Linked DNA regions of Mus musculus: all the other regions are linked to region 2. The links are chromatin loops, found by intact Hi-C in ENCODE. Cell type or tissue: left cerebral cortex. All regions are shown on one strand. Region 1 overlaps Tmem100 (transmembrane protein 100). Region 2 has its middle 27 kb from the start of Gm11494. Region 3 overlaps Pctp (phosphatidylcholine transfer protein). Region 4 has its middle 52 kb from the start of Gm34677. Region 5 has its middle 44 kb from the start of Gm38759. Region 6 has its middle 21 kb from the start of Gm38759. Region 7 overlaps Ankfn1 (ankyrin-repeat and fibronectin type III domain containing 1).

Evidence for each region. Hi-C counts contacts between places; a loop is a spot of excess contacts. Peaks named below come from ENCODE experiments on the same cell type or tissue, not always from the same donor. Only the 100,000 strongest peaks of a DNase experiment are listed, where the experiment ranks them.
Region 1: a loop joins it to region 2, with 5 times the contacts of the local background. A loop is called at or near these places in 24 of 42 quality-filtered maps.
Region 3: it touches region 2 in a loop (16-fold over the local background); 39 of 42 quality-filtered maps call a loop at or near these places.
Region 4: a loop joins it to region 2, with 5 times the contacts of the local background. A loop is called at or near these places in 8 of 42 quality-filtered maps.
Region 5: a loop joins it to region 2, with 5 times the contacts of the local background. A loop is called at or near these places in 7 of 42 quality-filtered maps.
Region 6: a loop joins it to region 2, with 2.5 times the contacts of the local background. A loop is called at or near these places in 3 of 42 quality-filtered maps.
Region 7: it touches region 2 in a loop (5-fold over the local background); 5 of 42 quality-filtered maps call a loop at or near these places.

Annotation. Positions count from the first base shown.
Region 1 is chr11:90,036,486-90,040,485 of GRCm38, forward strand. Tmem100 (transmembrane protein 100) reads left to right here. Exons shown (of 3, transcript NM_026433.2): 3 at 1-20. Among named protein-coding and RNA genes, the nearest start is that of Tmem100, 8.1 kb to the left of the region's middle. In left cerebral cortex, CTCF peaks have their summits at 126 (motif pointing right) and 1,707 (motif pointing right); a DNase peak (open chromatin) is centred at 1,718.
Region 2 is chr11:90,168,196-90,172,195 of GRCm38, forward strand. No RefSeq gene overlaps it. Among named protein-coding and RNA genes, the nearest start is that of Gm11494, 27 kb to the left of the region's middle. In left cerebral cortex, CTCF peaks have their summits at 686 (motif pointing left), 908 (motif pointing left) and 1,990 (motif pointing left); DNase peaks (open chromatin) are centred at 396, 1,712 and 1,973; H3K4me3 peaks cover 487 bases; H3K27ac peaks cover 554 bases.
Region 3 is chr11:89,987,283-89,991,282 of GRCm38, forward strand. It overlaps Pctp (phosphatidylcholine transfer protein), which reads right to left. Exons shown (of 6, transcript NM_008796.3): 2 at 3,789-3,906; 3 at 1,413-1,492; 4 at 1-85. Among named protein-coding and RNA genes, the nearest start is that of Pctp, 14 kb to the right of the region's middle. In left cerebral cortex, a CTCF peak has its summit at 1,804 (motif pointing right); DNase peaks (open chromatin) are centred at 40, 1,813 and 3,531.
Region 4 is chr11:89,935,057-89,939,056 of GRCm38, forward strand. No RefSeq gene overlaps it. Among named protein-coding and RNA genes, the nearest start is that of Gm34677, 52 kb to the left of the region's middle. In left cerebral cortex, a CTCF peak has its summit at 2,374 (motif pointing right); no DNase peak of the experiment used is centred here.
Region 5 is chr11:89,163,191-89,167,190 of GRCm38, forward strand. No RefSeq gene overlaps it. Among named protein-coding and RNA genes, the nearest start is that of Gm38759, 44 kb to the left of the region's middle. In left cerebral cortex, a CTCF peak has its summit at 2,270 (motif pointing right); a DNase peak (open chromatin) is centred at 2,272.
Region 6 is chr11:89,098,841-89,102,840 of GRCm38, forward strand. No RefSeq gene overlaps it. Among named protein-coding and RNA genes, the nearest start is that of Gm38759, 21 kb to the right of the region's middle. In left cerebral cortex, a CTCF peak has its summit at 1,840 (motif pointing right); DNase peaks (open chromatin) are centred at 1,865 and 2,258; H3K4me3 peaks cover 1,151 bases; H3K27ac peaks cover 324 bases.
Region 7 is chr11:89,544,654-89,548,653 of GRCm38, forward strand. All of the region lies in intron 2 of Ankfn1 (ankyrin-repeat and fibronectin type III domain containing 1), which reads right to left. Among named protein-coding and RNA genes, the nearest start is that of Ankfn1, 150 kb to the right of the region's middle. In left cerebral cortex, a CTCF peak has its summit at 1,722 (motif pointing right); DNase peaks (open chromatin) are centred at 766, 1,741 and 2,620.

The DNA.
Region 1 (4,000 bases), 130 kb before region 2:
GCTCATGGCTGCTGAAACTTAAATGCTAGTTTCTGCTGTCCTTATTATTTTCAGATTTATTTTATTTGAATTATGTATATTCCTGTGAGGCTGTGCTGGGGTTTGTGCAATGAGTGCAGGTGTCCTTGGAGTCCAGCAGAGGGCGCCTGATCTCCTGGAACTGGAGTTACAGGTCGTTGGAAGCTGCCTGGCCTGGATCCTGGGAACAGAATGTGGGTCCTTTGCAAGAACAGTGCACACTCTTAACCCCCGTGCCATCTTTCTCACCCTTGTCTTTATTACTTTTGTCGCTATTCTGAATTGTCCACTTCCCCTCATCTCATTTGTAAATTATCAGCTGCGTGTTTCTCAGCTGGAAATTTCTTCTTCTACTGGAAGATTGTTGTTTTCATTTCATGTTACAGTTCAGCAATACTTAATATATAATATATTAATATGTTCTTAAGGGTTTCTAAAAATGCCAGTAGGAAATCAGTGCCTGGGGTAGGAGATTTAACAGTGTGCTATTAAATGTGCCTTGTGCTTCTTGATGATTTAATTATGAACTGGTACGGGTTGCATATTCCACTGGTCATTGTACTGCACAAATAGGATAAGACTGTGGCTCTGAGCTAGCCAATATCCTATATACTCCAGTAAGAATCATTTCTCATTACTGTACTTTAAACTTCACTCAACCAGAGTAAGAAGACAGTTAAGGATGAAGTCTTAGCATTTGCAGAGACTGGAGGCACCTATCGTATTACATTCATTGGAAGGGATTCTATTGAGGGACTTCCTAAAGTCTGCCAGTAGCCATCTGACATTGGCTACTCCCCAGTCCTTGCTAGCTTTTGTAGTTGGAAACACCTTAATGTTTCTAATAACATTGAATGCCAGTGAATGAATAGGGCTCACTGCAGGGCAGGGACTGCCCTGTCTTGATATGGTTTTTTGGTTTTGTTTTTAAGTCCATGACAGGCAAAAAGAAACTGCTGTATAAAGAAACTTCTCAGGGCAAGTTGAAGCTTCTCTGGACTGCTCTAAACACATCTCATCTTTCACTCCCAATCCAATAACCCTGTCGTATGAGTCAGCCAGACTAACTCCACCAACCTGCATTAGGCTCTGGTTTTCCTGCCTCTGTGTCTGCCCAGACGTTTCTCTCTCCCTTATAATGGTAACACCATTTTTCACATCCCCCTCTCCATCCCAGGCGACCCAAATCTTGCTTCTCATCAGCACTCTGGCTCCAAAGCTACCTCCTCCCGGAAGCCTGTCTCCTCTGTGAACACACTGTGCTTTCCCCAGCTACTGGTTCTTATCGTTTATGGCAATTTCAGCTTCTCATTACATGGGCGATATAAGTGTGTTTATTTCTCCCTTATAAGCCTTCTTAGACAAATCTGTACAGTATACTGTACCTAGTGTGCTGGCTGGTGCATTAGCTTGCACAGGGAAGAAACACAACAAATACTCAAATGAGGTGTTAAATAAACTCAAGAATGAAGAGTGAGCGGCTTATCCAGAAATACAGTCTATTCTTATATCTTGAGAGAAAACGTTTTGATTCTCAACTTCCCCAAGAATATGTTACCAGGCATTCCCCAGCTTCATGGCAAAGGCAGGTTAGGGTTAAGAAATGGTCCTCTGTTCTTGAGCTAAGTGCCCACCCAGCCCTTAAAAATGATTGAAAAGCAAACGCGTGAATTACTTCTGGCCACCAGGGGGCCTCATGCTGCTACCCGAGTCTCCAGAGAAATCCTATGGGATGACTTAACTGCTGAACTGATGGGATAGAATCTGCAGATAGCCATATGGTTCCTAGCTGAAAGGAACAGATGTTTTAAGTGCCTCCTTTCCATCCACTTCCCTAAGTTTTTCTTAAACAATGGAGATTTCCTAATATGGAGAGACTTTGGGGATTCACCGGGCCTCATCCCTATAAAGCCACCAAGGTAGTCCTAATATGCTGCAAATGGCAACTATAATAAGGAAACTAGACAAGACTTGAATTACAATCATAATTGCAGCATGCCATCCATGCTTGAGTAGCATCTGGCTTTACAAATGGTTCTATCATACACAGGGAAACGTGGGCTAAATGTGCCCTCATATATGATGCAAGCTGCTGTGTAAGTATGTATATATGCAGGGTCTCACACTAGAGCCCAGGCTAGCCTCAAATGTGTGGCAATCCTTCTGTCTCAGCCTCCTGGGTGCTGGAATTACAGGAGGGAGGGGAAGGGAAGAGAAGAATGAGGAGAAGCAGAAGGCTGGGGGAGAGAGGAGAGAGGAGAGGGAGAGGGAGAGGGGGAGGGGGAGGGGGAGGGAGAGAGGAAAGAGGAGAGAAAGGGAAAAGATCATGGATTTTGAACTTGGAAGAAATGGTTATATAAACTCTCCTGTTAAACTAACGAGGTAATCTTGAGAAAATAAGTTTCCTTTTCAGAATGAAGTTAGTTTATAAAGACATGTTTTTATTTCCTACCCCATAAAGCATTATGGGGGCTTCAGGGATGACTCAGTGGTTGGCAGCACTTGAGGAAGAACAGTCTGTGTTCACCTGAAACCACACATGTGCCCCCCTGTCTCACACTCACACACATACACATACACAAACACACACCACACACACACACATGCGCACACTAAAAATTCAACACATCTTAAAAACAACGTACTATAAAGTTTGGAAACTGCTACTTGTAATATCCCTTATATTGACTGCAGCTTCCCTCTCTGAGGGTCTCCACAGGTAGTAAAGCATCAAGCAGTTACTGGTTTGGATTGACTGTCCTTAACTAGCTACTCTGTTTAACCTTGACACAATCCACAGGTTGTCTAGTCCCAAAGTCATCTGGAGGAAGTCTCTTCCCCAAAGATGAATAAGCCTACGCACACAAGGTGCGGGGTGGGGGTGGGGGGATGGGAATGGGGGTGGGGATGGTGTCAGGAGAATAAGTCAATGAATAGATCAGCAGAGAGAAACGTTTTCCTCGGTGCCCCTCTCCTATGGACCTGTCTGTCATTTCATTCACTTTTATCCTTATCACTCTGCTGACAAGATGACTGAGGTAGAAATCAGCAGAGAGCCACTAGGTATATATATTTTCAACCTTGTGGTTTTGAATTCCAAGGGCCTAAGTCCCTACATTTTGGCATCCATGAGGAATTACCATCACTCCTGACTCTGTTACTTGCTCTGTTTTAACAGGACCCAGGCCCAGCTGCCATTCATCAACAGGTTGTACCTCACCATACTGTGAGGCTAGGACTCCACTCTGCTGCACAGGCTTGTTGACCCAGGGACTCACAGTCAGGGAGGCCTAGCACTGGGATGAATGAGTGGTGGGCATGTGGTGGTCTGAATAAGAGTGGCCCCCATAAACTAATGTGTTTGAATGCTTGGTGCATACAGAGTGGCAGTCTTAGGAGGTGTGGCCTTATTGGAGTGGGTGTGTCCTTTTGGAGGAAGTATGTCACTGGGGGGGGGCGGGCTTTGAGGTCGAAAGCTCATGTCAATTCTCTTCCTGCTGCCTGTGGATCCAGATGTAGAATGCTAAGCTCCTCTCCAGCACCATGTCTGCCTGCATGCCAGTATGCTACCCACCATGATGATAATGGGCTAAACCTCTGAACTGTAAGCCAGCCCCAAAGGAATGATTTCCATTATAAGAGTTGCTTTGGTCATGGTGTCTCTTCACAGAAATAAAAACCCCAAGTCAGGGCACACCACTGCAGTTAGTATGGTGTCTCTTTCCTATGGAGATATTGTAACAAAAATGCCATAGACTGTAGGGCTTGTGAATGCAGAAATGCATTTGTCATAGTTTTAGAGCCTCCAAAATCTAAGCACAAGTCAGTGACAGAGCTTCTGTCTGATAAAATCATTCTCTCTTAAGTTCATAAACAGGTCTCTCACCATGTACCCTCAGAGGAGATTCTACAGGGTCACAATCCCATCCTAGAGGATTAATCCCCAGGAGCCCATCCACTTCCAAAAATCCAAACTTCCAAA
Region 2 (4,000 bases):
CCTCCCCCACTCCTCCCCTGCCCCAGCACCTCAGCAGAGAAACTCAAATCAACAGAGCTATAGATTTTAGACTCTCTGGGATAATCTCAACCACTTGTGACAACACCTCCATAATGGTCAAACGATGGGACTGATTTGTGAACACGCCAGTGTGACAAACCCTTGTCGCAGGTCTGCTGGGCCTGACCTGAGGCTGGGAATGAGGGTAGAGTGAGTAATTACTGTCTGAGGCCTCCACAGTCCAGACAGCAAGGCACCCTAGAATAACAGTTTGTGTGTGCTCTAGTCCTGGGCTGTGCAGGGTTCTGAGATTCAGAGGCCAGGAAGCTGAACCGCGAAGGGAACCATTTAGGATTCAGAACTGTGGCCAGGAGCTTTTCAGAGGAGGAAGAAAGGACAACCGAAGCAAGCTGGGAAACTGGTGACACGGGAGGGAGGGAGCCAGTTTTCTGGGGCCAAGTGGGCATAGCCTAGTTTTGCCAGCTCTACTGGGCCAAATATTTTCTTAGGATAGACCCAAGGTTTCCAAACCCGAGTTTGTATAGTTAGAACCCAGCGATCTAGTTAAAGTTGGCTTATTTTGTTTCCTGACATTAAAAAAAAATAATAAATAATAATAAAAAAGGCTAAACAGCAAAATTCTCACTCAGAGGGCGCCCTCTCTTGGTAGAAGATCACACATAGCCTTCTTTCTAAAAAACATATTTGCCTCTTGTACACTAACACATACACACACACACATCCAGATTAAAATCTACAGTTTGTTTTGGGGTTTTTTTTGAAGGGGGGTGGCTGGAGAGATGGCTTAGTGGTTAAGAGCACCAACTGCTCTTCCAAAGGTCCTGAGTTCAATTCCCAGCAACCACACGGTGGCTCACAACCATCTGTAAAGAGATCTGATGCCCTCTTCTGGTGTGTCTGAAAACAGCTACAATGTGCTCATATAAATAAAATAAATCTTAAAAAAAAAATCTACAGTTGTATCCTTGCATCATCTTAAAAAGATAGCAGCCCTCTAGAGAGATCCCTTCAGTGGGCAGTAGGAGATGAGGGAGAAAATGGCCTAGACTAGAGAACAAGATTCCACAGGCTTCTGATCTGGAGCCTTTGAGCCTCTGTTTATGCAATTAGTGTGAGATGTACTAAAAAACCTAAGTCCCTGCTTCCCTGGACAGTCCTGGGCTTCTAAATTTATGGCTTGCCGTATCTTGGCTGACTATAAAGTGCTTGGTTACTCGGGCCATGTTTGCAGGAGTTGATGACTCTGACTCTAGCAGAGAATCTGCCCCAGGAGAAAAATATTGTTTCTGGCTGTGGCCGCTATAGTCTCTGATTTTCCACAGCGGCCAGAGATAATTGGCCCAAATGATTTCCCCTTTTCCTCCTTCTCACGATTTTCTCACAGTAAAAGGCCTGTTTGGAGACGGTAAATAACTGGCCTGTACCCAGCAGGACTGCAGCGGGCTGCAGAGGTTGCACCCTGACGCCCACTCAAACCCGCAAAGCTCCTGAAGAACAAATATGAAAGATGCGTTTTGGGTACAGCGAGGGATTTTTGAGGACATCTTACTGAAGGGCTTTCATACTTTTTCTAGCTTGCGTTGAAATGGGTTAGATGTATTCAGGATAGGCCAGATGATAAGAGTCCGGAAGTGAGCTTGTGGTGTGGCGGTTTCTTAGGATTTGGAAATTCCCCGCACAGTTTATTCCAGCAAGTGCCTAACACTAGGGAAGACCAGTACAGTAGCTGCGCGGGGAGATTGGACCCGGTTGCGATCGGCTGGAGGTCATATCAAGAAAAGACAACTTACTGTTTCAATTGCTACCCAAAACGTCATTGCTGGCATAAAGAATCGGGGAACTAGGAACATACATTACCATCCAGAACCTGTTATTGTCTATCGTCGGGTTTCCTGCTCCCAAAGGGAAGGAAAAATCCGACCACAATGCTAAGGTTTACCTGGCTTGTGGTCTCCTGATGCCCTCTCCTGGCCAGTATGGCACAGTGCGGCTGTTTGCATGGAGAATAGCGCTGTGTGTGTGGAGCTAGTAAGTGTTAAATGATAGTAAGAGAAAAAGAAAGACCTGGGATAAGAAAGAGGGAAAGAGTCAGGGCCCAGGGACACGGGCTTATAGGACAACACACAAGTCTGAGTCCACAGAGCTTAATATAGTGCAGCTAGAAGGCCAAGAAATGTATAATAAAATACAGCCCTTAGTATTTGCAGATAATAAAGTGGATTCATGAATAAGAGAGCAGGGGAGAAAGGAAAAGAAAGCATGGGAGGGAGGGAGGGAGGGAGGGAGGGAGGGGAGGAGGGAAGCAGGAGCACTGGAGTAACTGCCCCAAACTGCATTTTTCTCCCATCTGTCTTCTGAATAGAAAGATATGGGTGTGCTCATCATCTGAAAGATTTTAATATCATATAAATCCTCCAGATATGTTTTGAAGACTTTATGTTTGAGTCACCAGAAAAGCTAGCCACACACTTCTGTGGAGTCACCAATTCCACATTGTTTTCAAAGATAAAACATCGGTTGTGGTGTGGGTCATTTAGAAAGCTTGCGATGCCTAGATGAAGGAATTTGTAAACTTCAGGCAGAAGCAAGGACCCCTGATGTCCTTGTGTAAGAAGTGCTAATCCAGTTTGTATCACTTGACTTGAAAGTATATCTGTGGCACAGACCATGGGTCACGATGGAACCAACGCTTGTCACGGTCCTCTAAACATGCAAAATGGAGGCTGCTGACTGATGGCTGGGAGATATTTGAAGCTGATTCTCATGTTGCATAGCAAATACTTGCTTCCCTACTAGGTGAGTGGGCTTGCTCGGACTTCCAGATCTCTTAACTGCTGTACAATGTCCTAGTAAACGAAATTGCAATAGCAAACAGACCCCTTCAATCATTTTTTTTTCCATTTACATTGCAGTACCAAGAAAATACTCTTCTTCCATATGGGTACCAGGATTCCATGTTTTGTCTACCTAATGGCTCCAGCCTCCTATGGAGCCTATCCTAGGTCAGAGGAACAGATAAACTCAAAAATGGCATCATCTATCACATCCTTTGGCTGCATCCTGGGCCACACCCAGCTCCAGAGGATGCTAAGAACTGTGATGTAGCTGTGTGCCTAAGAAAATACATCCTGCCAATTAAATTCTTGCCCATGACTACCAAAGCTTCTAGTCACACAGTATTCTTCATTAGCCAAATCCTTTATTCATATATAATCCTTATTATATTGATGTCTATCATGCCACCTCAAAACCACAGCCCTAACAATTATGAATCATGTTGCTTCAAACAAACTGCCAACATGCCACAGCTACATTCCCTTCCACTCATACAGTGGATGATAACAGACCTTATAGTAACATAAAGATAATGTGAACTAACACAGATAATGCACTCAACAAGGTGTCAACTGATGGCGTGACCTTGGGCTAACTTGCCTTTTTCTTTTGCCAAATCGAAGGAGTTGGTTAAATCTCTGTTGGTTTTGCGTTGTGCTTAAAGCATTGCTGGCAGTAGCTCTTTCATTCCCCTCCTAGGATGACTTTAGTCTGTTGTGATGAGGTAACAGGAGCAGAGCAGAAGACTCCCTGGCTCGGGTGTAGCATGCTGGTAGAGTGCTCGTGTAACATCCTTGAGGCCCTGGGTTCCACCTTCACTAGTCCAACGAGCAGGAGGAGGGGAGGAAGCAAGGGGGGGAGGAAAGGAGGTTGGGGAAGGGGGAGAAAGAATATGCACATATAAATTAAGTCATCAAAAGAACAATTTTAATTTTATTAAAAAAAAAAAGTCAGGCTGAGTGTAGAAGCTTGCACCCATAATCCAGAGTAGGAGTGTTACAGGTTCAAGGTCAAGCTGAGGCTACCTAGTGAGAGTAACCTGGACTACAAAGTGAGATTTTTTTTTTGTCTCAAAATAAAAACCATAACAAAATGAAAGGAGGAAGGAAAAGAAGGAAGAAGGAAGGGGAGAGAAAAATGGAAA
Region 3 (4,000 bases), 180 kb before region 2:
GAGGTGCCGAGATACTCTGGGCCAGGACCACGTAGATCTTCCTCCCGTCCACATCCAGGTCTCGGCGCTGGCGGGTGTAGACGTACTGCATAGCCAGTCAAGGCATGATGCCAGCGAAAGAGCAGCCCACACTGGTGGCAATGGAAGGTCTCTCTGCACCTTCCACGTAACAACTGGTCCCTTCTGCAGAATGCCCACTTTCCCTGCAGAGCTGAACCTCACAGTCAACGGTAATTCTCACTGGAGAGTGCCTGTTACCTGGCTGTGAGCAGATCCCCTGAATGCTTGGTTACACAAGGGTCACCTTCCTCCTTCTCCAGGAAGGCATCCTGAGAGCACTATTCACTTAGCTGTAATCATGGGGACGCTAATCAAACACTCTCAGGTCCACAGGCCGGGATGTTAGGGGCATTAGAGAAATCCAGGGGCAGAAAAACACTGGATAGAAATTGCATCAACCCATAGATATTGTCTCATCCGCAGCTGTCACCACAGACCTCTACCCATGGAAGGTGTCCTTGTCACAACTCAACTGTAGGAACACTTACGCACACCTCGAATTTTAGTAAGCAGATGTACTCTTTGAATTAACACTGGTTGACCAAGAACAGCAAAAACAATTCCACCTCTGGAAGCATGCACAAAACATTCCCAAGGTCGGCAGTGCTAGTCCATCAAAGACAATGACGTCTTTAAAAGCCTCAATCTTTACTTTCTATTCATTCTAAAATTAATGTACAAAGTGATCGGCTTCACGGTGGCCTCTTCTTCCATACAAATCATTATACTTTCTCATCTCCAATGTCCTTAGGTGGACTATTGTCAGGGCAGCTATTTGTCTGCAGCAACAACAATTAATAGGCTTAGACGGGAGGGAAAACTCCCTGCATTTCAGTCAACCACTTCACTTTATAAACGAAAAAATGGAAAGGAAAATCATACACCTGGTATCCAGGACAGCAGTCAAGAGGGCCACGCTGAAGAGAGGTTAGAAACAAAGTGGTGAGGCCTGGTTCCTCTGCCGTATCAGTCTGTCTGCCTGTTAGTTGTTAGCTCACGTCCATGGGACCCACCTGCTCTTCTGTGAGATCAAAAGATCTGGACTCACACTCTTCATAACCTGTTCTCCCCGGACTCCCAATTTTTGAGACTCATCAATTTCCACCTTTGACACTTTCTCTGGAGGTTGCCTTCCAGCGACCCCGGGTGTGGTTCCTGCCCTAAGTGGTCACACCCAGAAAGAACACTCTGGACTCTCCAAAAGTCACACAAGAAGCTCCAGGATTAGCATACAGTTCTGTAAGGACCCAAGACAGTGCCGTGACGTTAGTGGATCCCAGTGTAAGGGCGGCGGCTGGGGAACGCAGCACACGAAGAGAGACAAAGAACAGAGTGCCGTACAGAAAGGATACATCTCTGTTGGACAGCGGGAAAGGGTACTTCACTTCCCAGTATGCCACCATCTGTTCATCACTCTCCTTCTCGTAGAGTTCTGAAGCAGAACACAAGAGGTTAACGTACCTGCCAAACCCAGTGGCCTCAAGGAGCCTTTTCAGCCTCAGTGTGTGACAAACCCCTCAACTCACAAGACATAGAACTATTTTTTAAAACAAAAGTATATTTAATGTCGCTGAAAGCTTGCTGCCTAGGGGTGGTCTAGAGGACATGGAAACACAGAAAACCTAAATAAGCCCCCAACACTTGTCCATGGTACCAACAGAAGGCAGGGATAGAATGTAAGGAACCCGGTATAAGAAATTACCATCGGCATTAAAGCAGGCCAACCACCAGGTGTCACTAGAGGACCGGGAGTACCATCAAGGTTTGCCTCCCAACGCTTAGCCAGACACTGAGGAAGTCAGAGCCTAGCATGTATAAGTTCAGGACATCTGGGAAACAAAAGGCCCACAGAGAGCTGTGTTCTCAAACAGCCGGAACATGGCTGAACTATGGCTAACGCTGGGTTTCTTGTGTCTTTCCTCTAACCACCTGCTACAGCTTTGGGAACCAAATTCCCTTAATGTTTGTGCTCTAGTGTCAGGACATGCAAACTGTAGCTCTTGGAGGACAGAGTGAAAGAACCAAAGAGCAGCCTATGCTTAGCCTGTGCGGTGGGCTCCCATCTAACCATCCAGAGAGGATCAAGACATCCGTGGGTGAGATGTCAAGGGTCCATGTAGCATGTAGAAGAATGCTATCAGAAACAGACTGTTGATTAGGGAGCTTTGTGGCCTCTTGATGTCAATAGGACACTAAAGACAGTCATGAAGGGAAAGAATGAGTGGGCCTGTTGCCTCTGTGTGTTTAGTATTCTTGCTGCTCCCCCTCCCCCCCCACACTGCCCCCTCCCTCACACACTGCCTTACCCTTCTCTACTATGAGGTTTAAGTAGGTAAAGGAGCAATTTCAGGGTTTGGAAAAGGAGCAAGATATGACCATAATAAATGAATGACCATGGCCTTTTTAGGCCCAATGGATCACAAGACTCTTGGGTAGTCCTAAAACCCAAAAGCAGTACAGTCAGGACTTCCAGATTGTCCTAGCAAATCTAACAACAGCTTCACTGTACCAGAAACCACAGTGTGGACAGCTGATGGTAGGTTCTGCAGTTACTTTTCTTTTGTGCTCCCATCAATTTATTTATTTTACTTTTCATTTTTTAAAGTCAGCTACCTTAGCTGACATGAACAAAGGTGGTTTTACAGGCTAGCTACCTCCTCACATGGCTCTTTTCCAAGCAGGACCCACACAGGCATCTATGGGCAAAGTGTGTGTCACATGATTGCCTTATGGCTGCTGGGGGAGTGGGACGGTGTCAGTCGGCTCCCTTGGCTAGGCCCATGTGCTGACGTTCCCTAATGAAGACGAGTATGTGAGAGCATGAAGCTGCTGCCTGATTCCATGTCCAGGATTCACAAAACAAGCAGTCGCTTTGAGAAGAGCTGCAGAGAGTGAGTCCCGGCACTCTGGCTGACTTTATCGGGAAGGTGTGACTCTCTTTCCTGGAGTTATTTGCATGATGAGAGTCTGAGTCTGTATCTTCTGGAGGACACGTTCCCAAGGAACAGGAACCTGCCTGAGAATTAGGTCAATACAGAGGGGCACAGGCTAGAGCTGAAGAAACATCCGGATGGGGGTGCGCCTTTGACACTTGCAGTAGTCTTGACTAAACACTTCACTGTGCAAGTCTCTTCGACAGTGGCTGAGATGACAGGGACACTGACCCTCTGAGATGTAGGGGGTTCTCTGTTTAATGGTTTCCAACTCGGTGTTTCTCTCCATTATATAGACTATGTAGGCTGTAGATCCTGTCCCTGCTATGGGTCATGAGATGTTCTCAGATTACTAGTAGAGGAGGTGGGTCAGAGGACATCACCACCCCACAACCCCACCTGCCAGTGACTTCTGAACAAGCTGCTTTGCGCCCTCTGTCTTGAGGCTTCCTGGACCTCCAGGGCCCTCCAGCTACCCCCTCTCCCAGTCTCTCACTTCCTCACATGCATGCGCCCTTGCTCATCTGGAGATCTTTGATTCGATTTCCAAAAGGAAGTTTGGCTGCCTATCTTCTGGGAAGGCGTCCATGGCAATCAAGCTATGTGTGCAAGCACAGCTCCGGAAGCAAGGCAAAGCAACCGTGAGGACAGATGGAAGACTGCCTCGAAGCCTCTGTGAAGGTGAGTACTGGAGGTGGTGAAGGCCATGCTATAGCCTCAAGTATAACAAGACTAAATTAGTCAAAAGTAGATTAACTCTCAAAGGATTCTTAATTGACACAAGCCATCACTCACCTTTCACATACTGGTCCCATTGTTTTCTGTAGTCTAAGTCCATGTAAACATCTGCGAGGAGAGCCGGCGAGCAGCCTTCCAGGACACCGAACACCTTATACTCATAAAGTCCACTTGGCTATGGAGACAGAGGTGGGGGGAACAATTTGTTGATGCTGGAGTTGAGATTCCACATCACATACAAAACAACTGGACCTGGGGTTCAACCACAC
Region 4 (4,000 bases), 230 kb before region 2:
TGTCAAGTGATATTTTTAAGGATCAAGGTTTGATTCCACTTCATTCCGAGACCTCAACATCACTCCAGAGTTACTCTCTGGCTAAAGAAGAAAAACACTTGTAGGACCTTGGCGAATGCTGTAGAGGCCAGAGCTGGAATGAAATATATCTATTTCATTGACTTGAACTTTCCAAACATTCCATTGACCATCTAAGAGCCCAGACAACCAGAAGCATCTTTGCTGCCAATGAAGAAAGTGAACCAGGCTCATCTTCATTGTCCTTGGCTTTATGACTTTCATCCACATTTCAAGACAGCAGAAGTCTATTGTGTATCTTGTCCACCATTGTCAGCGACTTTTCCCCTGTACACCAAAGGGACTGCTGGATCTGGACGGTATCCTCTCTCCCTCACTTCTCCTGCCTTTGTGGATCTTCAGAGATGGATACCTTTATGATGCACACCTTTCTTCAGTGGGAGTATACTTGTTTTAGTAAAACACTTGGCATTCACATCCACCCGTGCTTCTGCTGTCCTTGCTGACTCCTTCCTGAGCTGAGGGAGCATGGTTGACTCTTCACACTCTCCATGTTCCTTTCCAACATCACATCACTGTGTCTTTCAAGCTCCATACACTCCCTGTACAAAGAAGGCAGACACACTGGCTTCATACCTCAGTTGTACCACTGCAGTTGACGGTGTCATCTCAGACCTAATTCTGTTGCCTAACACTTCTGACCTTGAATCTTCTCATCTTTCATATTAGGGTGTACTGACCTCCCAGAAACATGGAAAGGGCAGTTGGCCCAATGCAGGTAATCTATTCTTTCTCAAGCCTTCGAATTTTCTTCTGCCCTTCCTTTCTTGTATCCACTTACATCCGCCATGCAAATGTGGCGGGGATGAGAACCTGATTGGACATAGAGCCCTGGGGAGTGTTATAAAGAGACAAGGTTTGTGCTAGACAAAACAGGAAACTGGGACATAACATGTATGAATACAGATCATACATACATACATAGGGATCATGGAGTTGTACTAAAGAAAGGCTAAGGCTGACAAGAAAGCTCAGAAGTTAAAAGTGCTTGCTGCAAAGCTTGAACCTTGACTTCAGTCCCCAAGGTTCATATGGTAGAAGGATATAATATAGACTCATATACTGAACATATACACACATGCACACACACACTCTCTCTCTCCCTCTCCCTCTCTCCCTCTCTCTCTCTCTCTCTCTCTCTCTCTCTCTCTCTCTCTCTCTGTGTGTGTGTGTGTGTGTGTGTGTGTGAGAGAGAGAGAGAGAGAGAGAGACCTACTGAATTAAAAATATAATTTAAAAACCTTTAAAGAGTTTCATGTGTTTTGCAAATTGTATCTTGGGTATTCTGAGCTTCTGGGCTAATATCCACTTATCAGTGAGTGCATATCACACAATATTCAAGGAGCTAAAGGGGTTTGCAGCCCCATAGGAGGAACAACAATATGAACTAACCAGTACCCTCAGAGCCTCTGGGACTAAACCACCAATCAAAGAAAACACATGGTGGGACTCCTGGCTCCAGCTGCATACCTAGCAGAGGATGGACTAGTTGGTTATCAATGGGAGGAGGGGCCCTTGGTCCTATGAAGGTTCTATGCCCCCAGTATAGGGGAATGCCAGGGCCAGAAAGCGGGAGTGGGTGGGTTGGGGAGCAGGGGGGTGGGGGAGGGGATAGGGAATTTTCAGAGGGGAAACTAGGAAAGGGGCTAACATTCGAAATGTAAATAAAGAAAATATCTAATAAAAAATTAAAAGAAACTTTTAAAGAAATTCCCATTTTATTTTTCTAATGAATGGCATTTAAAATGTTTTCATGTGTGTTTATGGGTGTTTATGTGCTTACAAATGTAGTCATACACGTACACATGCATGCAGTTATATGTGAGGTCAGAGGCTAACACTAGGCATCTTCCTTAATCACTTGCTGCCTCACACGCATATTCAGGCAGGGTCTCGCACTGAACCTGGAGCTTGCTGGTTTGGCTAATCCAGCTACCAGTACCCACTTGCTTCCTGCATCCTCTGTCTCTGTCTCCGTCTCCCAAGCTCTCGGATGAACCATGCAAACCCAGTGTTTACGCATCTCTGTGGGCAATGTGGATTTACAGTCCGTTCTTCCTGCATGTGCAGTAAATGCTACACCAATCAAGCCATCTCCCAGACCCACCCAATGAAGAGTTTTAAATAAAGGATTATTAGAGCAGAGAACTCGGAATTGGCCATCCCACCTGTGTAAAGAAGTGCCTCCCACCACGAGTCCTTCATCCACTAGCTCAGGCTCCATCCTGAAGCCTGCAAGGCCGAGGTCGAGGCAGGGCATCACCTTTGTAGCATGAAAACGTGACTGGCAGCCAGGTGTTGAATCATCACTAGGTGGCAGTAACATCTAATGATTAATTTTCTTAGCCACGCCCCCCTCCACCACCCCACCCCCCCCATCTCACTTCTGTGTCTATTTTGCTTCTCTGTTTGAAGCAAACACTTAACTCAACACAAAATAGAAATGACCTAGTGTTTATCTCCGTTCTTATTTTGAAGTTGACTTAGAGGCACTGTATTTTAAAAGGCAGGCATCCAGGCCATTTCTCAAGCTACAAACCACAAACTTCCCTCCTGGACTCTCAGAGCTCCAGTTTAGGGACTTCTACTTTGCCTAGAACATGAATCAAAAGGTCAAGTATCTCGTATCCTCTGTACTGAACAAGGAGTCATGAGCTTGGGACAGTTTCTTTCTTCCTTAAACATGAAAACAAGGAGACATTAAAAAGTCATTTCTGCACCTGGTGGGGGATAAGCTGACTCGCCTGAAGCCATTTGGCTCACTCAACAGTTTCTGTTTTGCTTCACTTTTATTTTCTCTCCCAGACCCCTCCTCCTTACCCACAAACTCTTTTCTACAGTCAGTGATAGATTTTTTTTGTTTGAGGCTTGATTAGAATAAAGATGAAAGAAACATGTAGTATTGTTGAAAAAGCAGCCTATGGTAATGACCTAAAATTAATGCAGTATTCGGCCTATAGCAAGGAATATGGGCATGTGAATCCTAGGTTGTTTCAGGGGGGGACTTAATGGAGTCTTTTCTTAGTCCCAGAGAACTGTTCTAGGCCACTCCTGGCTTCAAAGTCTTGACTTCTTTCAGAGGACTGGGCCCAGGTCTGTTTATCTCTATAGCTAGGTCCCAATTCTGGAGAATATCTAGAATTCTAATAGATATTGACACCAGATGTCCTCCTCTCAGTGTGAAGAAGATTCAATTATTGATAGTCAAGAGTTTGAGGATGGACCCTTAGAAACTTTGCATTGCTATCTATAGTACAGTGTGGGCTATAGTTCAGTATAGTTCATATGAGGCTAGTGTACTAGATAAGTTAACAGTTCACTTGAAGGAGACTCATGGGGGGGATGCAGCTTTGTTCTATAGACTGAGTGAATGTAGGGAAACCAGGCAGGAGAAGGAAGCTGGGCCCACATTTATTCTGGACACCAAGGTCATCAATATCATAAGTAGTTCTCAGACCTAATTGCCAGCCGTTTGCTTGAAAACCCCTGAGTCCTGGGTCTAGTAAGTGGAGTTAGCAAAGCAGCCAAGAATGCAGAACCATGGTATATTATCCATTTTCATTCAGAAATGCTTGAGGGAAGTTGAGTCTACAGCTAGAAAACACAGCTGTGACCAACTGTGGATGCATCAACGTTGAAAGCAAGGCTGAGATAAACACAGAATTTAAAAATCTGTGTGTTCATGTGTATGTGTGGGTGTGCAATACTCTACACCTTCGAGGCATGGTCTCTCACTGAACCTGAAGCTCTTCAATTTGCCTAGACAAGGCAGTTTCTGAGCATCCGGGGTCCTGGTGTCTCTGACTCCACAACAGTCGCAGGTCTCTGCAGCCACTACTTTTCACATAGGTACTGGGGATTCAAACTCAAGTTCTCTTCTTTTTCTTTTTTTTCTTTTTGTTTTTTGTTGTTGTTTTGTTGG
Region 5 (4,000 bases), 1.0 Mb before region 2:
CTTGGCGCTACCCCGGACTCTCTCCTCCCAGTTCCTGGTGGCTCAGTGTTCTTGGCCACCTGCAGGCTTTGGCTTTGTCCCCACAGATCATCACCTCCATCCTGCACATCCTTTTGGTCTCAGCTTAAATGTCATTACTCCAATCTAATTCCATTGCTTCCTCTTAGCCATTCTAGGCTCCCTATTAACACTACCCATATCTCCCCCAAACTGCTCACCATCAGGGACTACGTGACCCTTCCTCTGCTGGCTGTAAGCCCTGTAAGACAAGGATCAAGACTTTGGGAGCTCACAGTTGTAGTTCCAGACTCGGCACCTAGTAGATGCTTAAGAAACAGTGCTTGTTGCATGATATCAACGGTTAACGAGTTCTCATGTGTGCCTGGCAGTGTGCCAAGTCTTTGACTGTGCTATCACATTTTCTTTAATCCTTACTATAGTCCCCATCTATGAGGAAGAGGACCTAAGTGTTTTAAGTAAGCGGTACAAACACATCCGACTAGGAAGTTGTAAACTTGGATATGAATTCCAGTCCCAAGTTTTAAAAATTAATTTATTTTTTTTATTGCCTTGTTCTGCTGGAGTGGATGTGCACAGTAGGTGTGCAGGAAATGGAGCTTCCGGGGATGGGGGTGGAGGCACAGGTAGTTGCCTCTCTCATTTCTTGAAGTGTATGAGAGGAGATCCGGGGAGTCTCTGGCTTGCTCCCCTCTTCCTGAGCTCCTCCACGTGGCGGGGTGGGGGTGGGGGGGTGGCGAGGCAAGAGCTTAAGATAGAGGCCGTCAATGAGAAGGCTCTGTGGAGGGAGGGAAGAGTCCCTACCTAGAGGGCTGGAGCAGAGGGTGTCATCAGGGCTGTAGTGAGTGAATGGGGGAGGGGCTTGCTGGGCACGTTCTGAGTGAAGGGCTGCAGACCAGTGGCTCACAACCTTCCTAATGCTGCAACCCTTTAGTGTGGTGACCCCCACCCTACCCCAAACAACATTATTTCATTGCTACTGCACCACTATCGTTTTGCTACTGTGATGAATTGTAATGTAAAGATCTGATAAGCAGGATATCTGATATCAGACCCCCAAAGGGGTCGAGACCTACAGGTTCTGTAGTAGACTCTATAGGAGAGCTTTATCTCTGGGACCCTTGGGGGAAGGGGGCAGAGGAGGACAAGCAAGTTTCCAATATGGCGTTGAATGAAAGGAAGTGCATGTCTGGAATCTGCAAGCCAGGGAGGCAGTTTAGAAGAGGCCATGGGCCGGTGTGGAGGAACTTGGATGAACCCTGCCTTGTTTCTTCTCAGCCTCTTTCCGTTCAGTCTGTCCCTAATGTCTTCTGCAGTCCTGAGCACAGGCTGTGCCCCTTCCGTACTATTCTTTGCCCAGGCTGACCACAGCCTCTCTGAGGCCAGTTGAGAGTGAGAACCCTTCATTCTTGGTTTTGCAGGTCCTTGTGCTGTGCCTGGGATGCAGTAGGGTTTCACACACTTATTGAAATGGTCAAATCATTCCAACTCCCCCAGATCTCATTGTCTATGTCCCCCTCTGTGTTACTGTCCTAAAGAGTATTAAACTCAACAGGACACTTGATCCATGAAGTATGTATTTATTTTTATCATTCTCTGGTTGAGACGAAACCTCCTTGGCGCTGGGGACCACATTAAATCTTTGTATCTCAAATACTGAGTGTCGCTGTAGACTGTGTGCAAGGGTGAATGATCTCTCTCCTTTGCCGTTCTTAAGGAACCGTAGCTCTGATAGGTACTTTCTAGACTGAACTGGCTTTGGAATCATGTCTCCTGAAGGTGAGAAGCAGGAATATCATGTGGTTCACAGGATGGGTGATTGGATGTCTTCCCAGGGCACATGGGGCGTGCTTCAGGTGTATTGAGACCAGGTGCCTGTTGGGATCAAATATAATTTTAAAAAATGGTCTTGAGCATCTACCAAATGTCTTTCATCGGGCCTATATTTTTCTTATTCTTTATATCTACAAATAAAGTATCATTTTTGTTATACAGATTAAAAAGCAAGCTAGGGGAAGAGTATTGTCTTTTCTAAGATAGATGGAACTACTCTCCATCTTCCGAGACAATACCAGCTGTTATTTCTTCAGAGATGAATACATAGGTCAGCTAATGTTCCCTGCTTAGCTTTGGAGCATCTTTTAACTGACTCTGGGGAAACAGTCTTCTTGTGACATGAGCATTATGTCCAGGCTGAGAAAAGTGTGGTCTTGAGCGAAATATGCCAGAGCTCATGCTGACCACCAGGTGGCGCTGTTGGCCCGACATTTAGTCTTGCCAAAGCTTGGCTGTTTTAAAGGGTAGCTTTGGGATGGCTCATGCAAAACCTTACTGCGGTTTGCAATTTACCAGCGCCTGACAGTTGTCGTCTGCTTAAACTGTGTGTCCTGTAACTCACCCCCATTTGAGTCCTGAACCTCCCAAAGAAGCTGTCATCTCTATTCCACAGAGGCCAGGAGTTTAAGTAACTGGAACTAAGTTCTCAGAATGGCTTGGCACTCAAAGGGAGCAAGGCCCGATCTGTAAGCCTCCCTTTTGTCCTTTCTTTCCTTCACATTCTGATGTATCCCGGGCTAGCCCTAAAGTTGCTATGTAGCCAAGGATGACCTTGATCTCCTAATCCCCCAGCTCCTACCTCCCAGCTGCTCAGACTACATCCCATTCTGCCGCCACCACCCCCAACTCACGTGGTGCTGGGAACCAAACCCAGGGCTTTATGCCTTTCCCCGAAAGCCCTCTGCCAACTGAGATGAATCTCCAGCCTTTCATTTCCCTTTTGATTTCCTCAGTCTCTTCATGATGACACATGCTGGCCTATGGCGGCAGTGGTAATTCTGACAGTGAAAATCAGCTGAAGGCTGTCTAGGGGCAAAGGGGCACACAGGAGAGAGGTAGTTATCTCGCCCTTTTTAACCTGTGTTTCTGGGTATGTATGTGCACATACATGTAGAAATTTATGTGCTGCCTTACAGTATGTGGAGGCCAGAGGGAGCCGGTTCTCTCACACATGATTTCTGAGGGTCCATTCGGTCATCAGTCTTGGCTGCAAGCACCCGTACTTGTTGCGACCTCTCGATAGCCTGTAGATACCAGAGTATGAACTGATTACTCACTATCAAAGTGGCTGTTCAGCGGATCTCTTGGGAGATCAGGATAGTGGTCCTGAGAAGTCCCACTGGCTATTACAAGATGAGCAAGCAATAGTGAACAAGCTGTCTTGGATCCTCCAAAAGCCAGGGTGGAAGGAGTAGTTGATTTTGTAGGCAAGGAGGTGACACAGGGCAGCATGGTTCAGTGTGTAGCCTCTGGAGTAGGCCTGGCACATTGGTACATTAGAACACTGGCACATTGGCACATTGGTACATTGGCTCAAGACATCCCGTTCTGCTGTGCCCACTGAGGGTGCCTGCCTGGAGCCCACAGGAGCCCCAAGTGGAGAAAGCTTGATAAAAGTCATACTTGAGCCAAATGGCTTTGAGCATTCCCTAGGGTCTTCCTTGAAGAGACCTTAGGCTTCTGGGATGTGTCTGCTTGCTCAGCATCCTGCACACTTCCCACCTCTGGGGGCTCCTCACTTCTTACCTTCCCATGAGGCTTGATCCAAACTGATAAGGCCGAATTCGTTTCTGCCCCATGGCCCTTGCCCTTTATGCTCGGCCCTGATATCTCAGTTCAGATCATTGGGCTGCCATCTGGGGACTCCTTACAGGTCTGATGCTCTTGCTAGAACCATCATGAAAATACTCTCCCTCAACAACCAGTGATCAGACAGAAAGCATCTCCATGGAGTCCAGCGGCAGACCCCAAGTCTCTGTCAAGTGGATGGTTGGGTTCTCTAGGCCTTTAGACAAAAACAAGCACCAACTCCTAGTTGGGGCATTCCTGGGATTCATCCCCTGTTAAGTATAGGTCTGGGCTCTTATGTTCAAAATGCCAGGCCTTCTGTGGCCTCCTCTGGCTTGAGGATAAGGCTTTTGGGAAG
Region 6 (4,000 bases), 1.1 Mb before region 2:
TGGTGAAAACATTAAAAAAAAAAAAAAAAACCCGAGTGGTTCTATTTACTTCTGTGTAGTAAGACTTCTATGAAATGAAAAATGAAGGAGAATGGATCCTGGTTTCAGATGTGCCTCAGGGCAGTGTGTGGGCTGAGCTGAGGTTTCCCTCACCTCCTTCGTACTAGCTCCAAGATGAAAGAGAGTGAGGGTGTGCTCGACCCTCCCCCCCCCCCCGCAACTCCCCAGAGTATGAGGTCTGTTTCCCCCTCAGCATTATGGTTCCCGGAGCTCTGAGCCGCCCCCCTTGCTCCTCCATTTTGCTAGAACCTTCTCTTCAAACTTTGTCTAGCTCAGGTTTGATTGAACGCCCTGCATTGCCAGGCCTGAGGCTCTGAAAATGAGTGATGTTCTGTGAAGCCAAGGACCCACTATGCTGCCTACTGCACATCACTTCTTTCTATGGCTTCATCCTGCATTGTTCTGGTCCTTACTCCTTGGGCTTAAAGGGGACACACGGAGAAGAGCTTGGGAATCTAGAGCCCTGCCACACCCTGCCACGATCTCTTCTTTGTTGGTATCTACCCACAAACCATAGAGGCAAGTGCAGTGGCTGAGAGATAGGCTACCTGGGTTTACTGCTGGACACATCCTCCCTTAATTATTAAGCCTTTCTAGGTCTCAGTTTGCTCATCTGTGAAATGGTGGTATAGTTCTAACTCCGTATAGATGGCACATGGATAATTTAAAAAGTGTGTGTATATGTGTGTGTATGTATACCTGTGGTTCCCCACCACCCTCCCACTAATGCTGGGTTTACAGGCGCACCTGGATCCTTTTTTTTTTTAAATTATCTTTTTCATGTATACATGTGTGTGTACATGGGTGTTTGCATGTGTGGAAGCCTGAGAAACGTCCTTAGAGACTCTCCACTATATTAATGGAGGCAGGATTTCTCACTTGAACTCAGAGCTCACCCACAGGCTAGCCAGCTCCCTCTGGAGGTCACCGGTAACAGGGGGTGGGGTGGGGTACCCACCTGGCGTTTCCGTGGGTTCTACCTTATCAAAACTCAATGTTTGGACGGCCAGTGCTTTAATCACTTCAGCACTCTTTCTGGTTTTCACATGGGTGCTAAGAGATTGGAACTCAGATCCTCATACCTGAGCAGGAAGTGCTCTTATTCACTGAACCATCTCCCCAGCCCCGGGTTATATGGGGGTGGGGTGGGGTGAGGGTGGGGGGGGACGACACACATTTATCTTTTCTTTTCTTTTCTTTTCTTTTCTTTTCTTTTCTTTTCTTTTCTTTTCTTTTCTTTTCTTTTCTTTTCTTTTCTTTTCTTTTCTTTTCTTTTCTTTTCTTTTCTTTTCTTTTCTTTTCTTTTCTTTTCTTTTCTTTTCTTTTCTTTTCTTGGTCTTTTTGAGACAGGGTTGCTCTGTATAGCCCTGGCTGTCCTGGCACTCACTTTGTAGACCAGGCTGGCCTCGAACTCAGAAATCCACCTGCCTCTGCCTCCCAAGTGCTGGGATTAAAGGCATGCGCCACCACGCCCGACTCACACTTACCTTTCTTATGAACTCCCCCAGAATTTAGAAACCTGCTGAGCCTAGGAGCCACTCCTAAGGTACCTAGGAAATTGTTCTCTGGAATGGTCTAAAGGAGGGAAAATTGCTTCTATTGTTCAGAAGGAAAAAGGGAAAAGGAGTGTGTGAGTGCACGTGTGCATAAGTATGCTGGGTCAGGTGGTGGAGACACAGCACGGGCCACACCCACTCAAGGCGCACTCGGGGATTGCCTGTGACAAGGGCTAGTTTACTGAGCAAGGGTGGGCCCAGGACTGTAAGGGCTCGGCTGGCCACTAGGGGTCAGTGTGTCTCCGCTGCAGGCGCCAGCGGGCGGCTCACCTGATTGTTGCAGACTCCTGCTGACAGTTCCCCCTCTTGCTTTGTATTTGGACAAAACAAAACAAACAAACAAAACAAAAAATCACCACCACTGCAGCAGCAGCAGCAGCAGCAGCAGCAACAACAACAACAACAGAAAAAATTTCTCTGTTGCAAGGAAGAGAGTCTAAATAGCCTAAATAACACACTTTCTCTTTGAAGGAAAATGCAGAAGGTGGTTAAACTGGCTGTCTTTAGCGTGCCTGGGCGGAGGGAGCATAGCTCCAATTGTGGTTTCTGGCCTGGTTATCTTGGTGCCTCTGAGGATGACACGGGGGAAGGGGGTGTCTGTTGAATTCTTCCTTTTCTATTTTCTGCCTCAGCGAGGAGGAGGGTGTTAATACCGCTTGGCAGTTACATGAAACCGAGGCGGATGGTGACGGGGTGTGTTAACAAACAAGGGCAGGAAATAGTGTCATATTTTCTGGAGAGCGAACCGCTCCCAGGAGACAGACTACAGGATTCCACCCGAGGAGACTCTTGGAAGGGGCGGCGGGGCGGATAAGAAGTCCTGCCTCGAGCGAGCTTCCCTCGCCTTTCACTTTCTGGTATCTCCGTACAGTGACACATTCGGTTTTATCCCCAGTCTGGCTAACTAGACAAATCACTGGGCATAAAAAGAAAACTATCCACTTTGATCTGGTTTCGTTTTGGCAATTAGTTATCCCTTTGTCAAGAATGGCCTCTGGAAATAAGACTTCAGGGCCGGAGCTTGGAACATACGCAGAATCTGGGCTGTGTTGATTTTTATCCTCGAGTCCAACCGCTGGCTGGCCAGGTGGGACAGGGATAAGCCGTCTCCTTGCCTCGGCTTCTTTGTCATCCTCCATCACATCTTTTCTAGTTCTTTAAGAATTCCACCTGCCTGCCATTGGGTTAATGATGAACTTTCTCTGAACTTGAATCACATACAGTGAGCACCCGAAGACTGGCTAGGCTGCCCCATTCTCTTTTTTTTAAAGATTTACTTATTTTTATTTATATGACTACACTGTAGCTGTCTTCAGACACACACCAGAAGAATGCATTGGGCCCCATTACAAATGGCTGTGAGCCACCATGTGGTTGCTTGGGAATTGAACTCAGGACCTCTGGAAGAGCAGTCAGTGCCCTTTAACCACTGAGCCATCTCTCCAGCCCTGCCACATTCTTCTTTGTATCTCAGGTACGATGCCTGATACATTTTCATCGGCAGTAGGGAATAACAACAACCACAACAATAATGATAATAGAAATATAGATGAAAAGATTAAAGAACAATAGCCTTAATTCCTCTACTGCAACTATTGGCCAATGCATACCGAGTGAATTCCACATCAACTGGACTCTCTCTGCTTTCTCTTATTTCACACGGATACCAGGAGATCCGGCCAAGGATTCCATCTTCCCATCATGATCACTTTATAGACTGGCGGGTGGAGCCTGGGTGTGTGTTGGGGTAACTAGTAGACCTCCAGTTCTAGAATCTGGCAAGCACCAGGCAGGGCTGCAGACCTGGCCTCTCATCATGTGGCAGGTCTCTCCCTTCTGGGACAGCTCTGCTGCACCTGCATTCTATACACTGCATGGAACACATGCTCACGTGTGTGGCTGGAAATCCTATGAACCTTTCCGTGCTCTCCCTACCAAGACTAAGCTTCTAAGGCTAGGGTGATGGCTGCAGCTCTCTGGAGAGAAAGGATGAGTCAGAGCTGGGATTCAGGCCTGACCTGAAAAGATGGCCACAGGGGCTGGGTCTTCAGAGACACTGGACATAGAATCTGCAGTCTTTGCTGCCATTTCTGAATGGCTTGTCCCTTTACATTTATTGAGAGTCTTACACCTTCCTCTTTTTTCATTTGCAAAGTAGATGTTTCCATAAAAACCCAACAATGCAAACCAGGCCTGTTGGTGAGGGTCTGTAATTCTAGCTACTCAAGAAGCTGAGGCAGGAGGATCCCACGTTCAAGGCTAGCTAGCAGTGAGCAACTTCGCAAGACCTTGATTTAAAAATTAAGAAAGAAAAGGACTGGGAGCCAGGCTGTGGTGGTGTGTGCCTTTAATCCCCAGCTCTTGGGAGGCAGAGGCAGGTAGAT
Region 7 (4,000 bases), 620 kb before region 2:
TAATTTTTCACTCTTTCTCCTTGTTCGCCCTTTTCAATTTAGGGAGTGCCTTTTCATCAGAATCTCGAAATTAAATTATGAGAAGAAAGTGGCAGGTCCTTCCCTGTGGTCGGCAGAGAGGCTGCCCCAACCCACTTCCCTTCTGTAATCTCTCGACCTTAGCTCCCGAATGAGGCCTTGTAATAATGGACTGTGTGTTTCTCTCCCCCCACCCCCCCCCAAATAAAATGTGCCACTTATCAAAAACAGCTAAAGGGAGGGGGATTAAAAATAAAATAAAAAAGAGAACTCCTCAGGGTGGATTCGAACATGCTTATTATGTGTGAAGTTGTCAGTAATGAATGCCATGCTCTGCCTCTTCCCCTCCCCCTGCCCCCTCTACTAATCCCCCAAAGAGAGAGAAGGGCTGTAGGGAGGGTGCTGCTATTTCGGTTTCAGATAGGCCTTTTCAAATCGTGCAGACTGTTCATGGGCATGCTCTTTCTCGATGATTTTGTTTTAAGCCCCAGATGACCTTTCAGAAAAAAAAGTAATGCCTTCCTAACACGCGGGGAACCCGCTTGTGGAGTTTGCCCCCAGTCTTGAGGAGCCCAGACACTCGACATTCAGAAAGATTCAGGCAGAGGTGGTTCCCCGTTCTTTTTGCTGCAGCTACCACACAGCGTTGATCCGGACCGGTCACGGGAGGTTTTTCCAGACTGGGGATTTTAAGAAGCGCGATTCTCTTAGGGAGGTTACAAACCCTTCCCTGACAGCTTTCCAAGAACGGCTCTGTGCGCGCCTCTCCGGCAGCCTCCCAGCTCGCTGCAGCTCCTACGACGACGTGATAATCAGAGTCCCTGAACTCCTGAAAAGTCTTCTTGTTCTGCCTGCCACCCTCTCCGTCGTCGTTAGAATTCTCCAGCTATGAATCCCCTATTGTCTGCAGGAGCCCAGGATCCCCACACCATGCAGAGGCAGGAATGCGAGCCTCCTAGGTCTGGCTCTCAGCACAACCTTACCCTGCAGGTCACAAAGCCCCATTTATACACAGCTCCCAAGTTTTTATCATAACTCTTTATCGACTCAGCCCCATATATCCTCCAGGGTAGTCCAGAGACGTTTGGTAATGAAGCCCATTTATCCTCATTTTCTCAATTGGCACACTTAAAATTCCAATATTTATGTTCACACTGTCTTAATTTTGGATGTCAAAGATAGTCTGGTAGACAAGGAGCATTGCCCACGGAGAACTGACCTCATGGAGAAGTTCACCAGAACCCCAATACATAATGAGGTTTGCCACAGCACCGATCACGGCATCACAAATAGTTGCCATTTACAGCTTGGTGAAAAAAAAAAGTCACGTCAGTCTAATGCATTTTATGTGCCACCCAGAAACTGTGCCCAAGTCTCACACTTTACAAAATAGGATTAGCCACTCCTTGATGAGGAAATCAAGGCTCAGAGAGATTAACTGGCTTGGTTATGTGCACTTAGGGGCTGAGCTGAGACTCAAACCCAGGTCTCCCACCGCAAAGCTCCTGGCATTTCTACCTCACGCCTTGGCCTCTTATCACAGATGCAGTCCGTGAGTAAGCGGACTCATCCCTCATCACAGATGTATTAAGAATTGTGAACTTGGGGCTGTGACTATCCTTTGGCAAGTTGAGCTATGAGTTTGGCTCTGATGAGACTTGCACAGGACAAGGGCAGATTGGCAACCAGGAGCATATATTTCACCTGTCAATAGGTGGCAGTATTCACCTAAATCTCTCCAAGAGGAGTCAGCCCAGGTTGCTTTGCCTAACACCACCCCCAAGGCCATCTATGTTCTGTGATGTACCAGCTTTGGCCGTGATGAATTGGGTGTGCGACAAATTGGGTGCTAATTGGGACTCAAGCATGACTGGGACTTTAGTGGGGTTACGGTAAAGGACTGTAGTCCCTACAAAGGTGTGGAATCCCATAGCTACTCACTATGACTGGCAGTGCAAAGCCAAAGATGATTGCTGTGTCTTTGCCCACTTTAAAAATCATGTACAGAGTTCTCAAGTAATTTGTGGATAAAATGGTGAGTGTCCTAGGATCAGAACATTCATAAGCAGGGGTTGTGGGGGTGGGGTGGGGGTGAGAGTGGGGCCCGGTGGGGGTGGGGTTGCTCAGATGAAGATAAGAACAAAATGAACAGTTTGCCTGGTTCCAACTTCTCCAAGCCTATGTGTATGCACACACATGCCCGCCAAATCTCAGGATTATCAGCAGGTATGCAAATCAGCCCACACAGGTGAAAATGGTCAAGACCAAGAGTCAAAATATGCATGAATAAGGAAAGGAACTCTCTCTGAGTTTTATGCAGAGACTCTCTCTCTTCTCTTTTTCTCTCCTCTCTCTCCCTCTCTTTCTCCTGCCCCCACCCCCATTTTCTTAATAAAGAAAATGTCAGTGTCTAAAATAAGTACAGTTAAAAGTATTAGTCCAGAGTCAATTTTTATCTTCTGGCTGGCACCTGGAGCCTTCTCAAGTAGCGCTTAGTGTTTTGAAGTCAAAAGAACAGGTGCTGTGGCAGATGGGAAGGGTAAGAAAAAAGGCTGAGAGATTCTTAGCACATCTCTGCCTTGGCTTCTCCACTTTCAGTTGGGATGCTTAGAACTGATCATGTCCTACAATGACCAAGAAACATTTAGTGGCTAGTGGAGTCTATTGTCATGGAAGCAAGGCCTTGACTCAAGTTAGAGTCTCAGGAGACCATACTCACTAAGACGAACTCTGATGGGCTGGTGTTATCTGGAAGGTGTTCTGCCTACACACAGGACAGTAATTCATATCTCTTTTATGGATCAAGTGACTTTCCCTCTCTAGCTGAGGTGTCTGTGACTTGGTTAGCATTTTCAGCTTGTAGCTGCTTTTATAAAAAATACTTAAGGGTTGTCTACCTTCCATGCTGGATTGGAACCTCCCTGGCCGGGGCTCAACCCTTGTCAACTTTTGACATCCCCCTCAATCTTGTGCATGGTAGATGATTATATATATATGAATGGAATTCAATAAACCTGAGGCAAATATTCTACTTTCTCATCTATTTTTTTTTAAGAAAAAAATACAGCTTGGCTGTTGGACTTGACACATGGGCCACAGTTCTGATTTTTTTCCTGTGACAGTCCATTTCAAGCAGCATTTGTGACCATGGCCCTCTCTTGTCCAAAGCCACCTCACCCCCACCCACTAGAACCAATAATTAACTAATTTTGTGTCTTTTATACAATGTCCCAGTCATATGAGGGGTAAAGGCTGAGGCTGGCGCAAAGGTTGTTCCAAGGACATGCAGTGACCCCTGTGGTATCTATCATTCCAATTCCTGCTTTTTGTGGTTTACAGACACGATCCAAACAAAAAGCCGAACACGACAATGCCGAACATGACAATGCTGTTTCCTCAATGTCTGTGGTCATTGTTTGCCATATTAGGGCAAAGCTAAGCACAAAAGGAGACAGCTTTCTTTAAAAGCTCACAAAATTGCACCCAACCTATTAGGCATATCAGGATAGACCAGCATGCTAGTAAACGATTTACCCAGCTGAACGTCCTGGGCTCAATGATGCTGTCAGCAGCAACAGCCCAGTTGTAGATTGTCTAATGGGTGTTGAATGGGCTGGATATTCAGACACATGCCAGCTTCATGCACAGCCGTGGTGCGAAACATGAGGTGGCCAGGTCCCTGGGATAACAACTGTAGCTGGAAACCACGAGGCAAGAACATTCCCTGTTGATAGTCTCTGGTTCCTGCTGGAACCTCTCCCCTCCTGCTACTAGTCTGTTATCTTAAGAAAGAAAGCCAGACAAAACAAAAGGATGAATGGAAGGGAGGGAGGGAGGGAGGAAGGGAGGGAGGGAGGGAGGGAGGGAAGGAGGAGGATGGAAGGAAGGGAGGGAGGGAGGGGGGAGGGAGGGAGGGAGAGAGGGAGGGAGGGAGGGAGGGAAGGAGGAGGATGGAAGGAAGGGAGGGAGGGAGGGGGGAGGG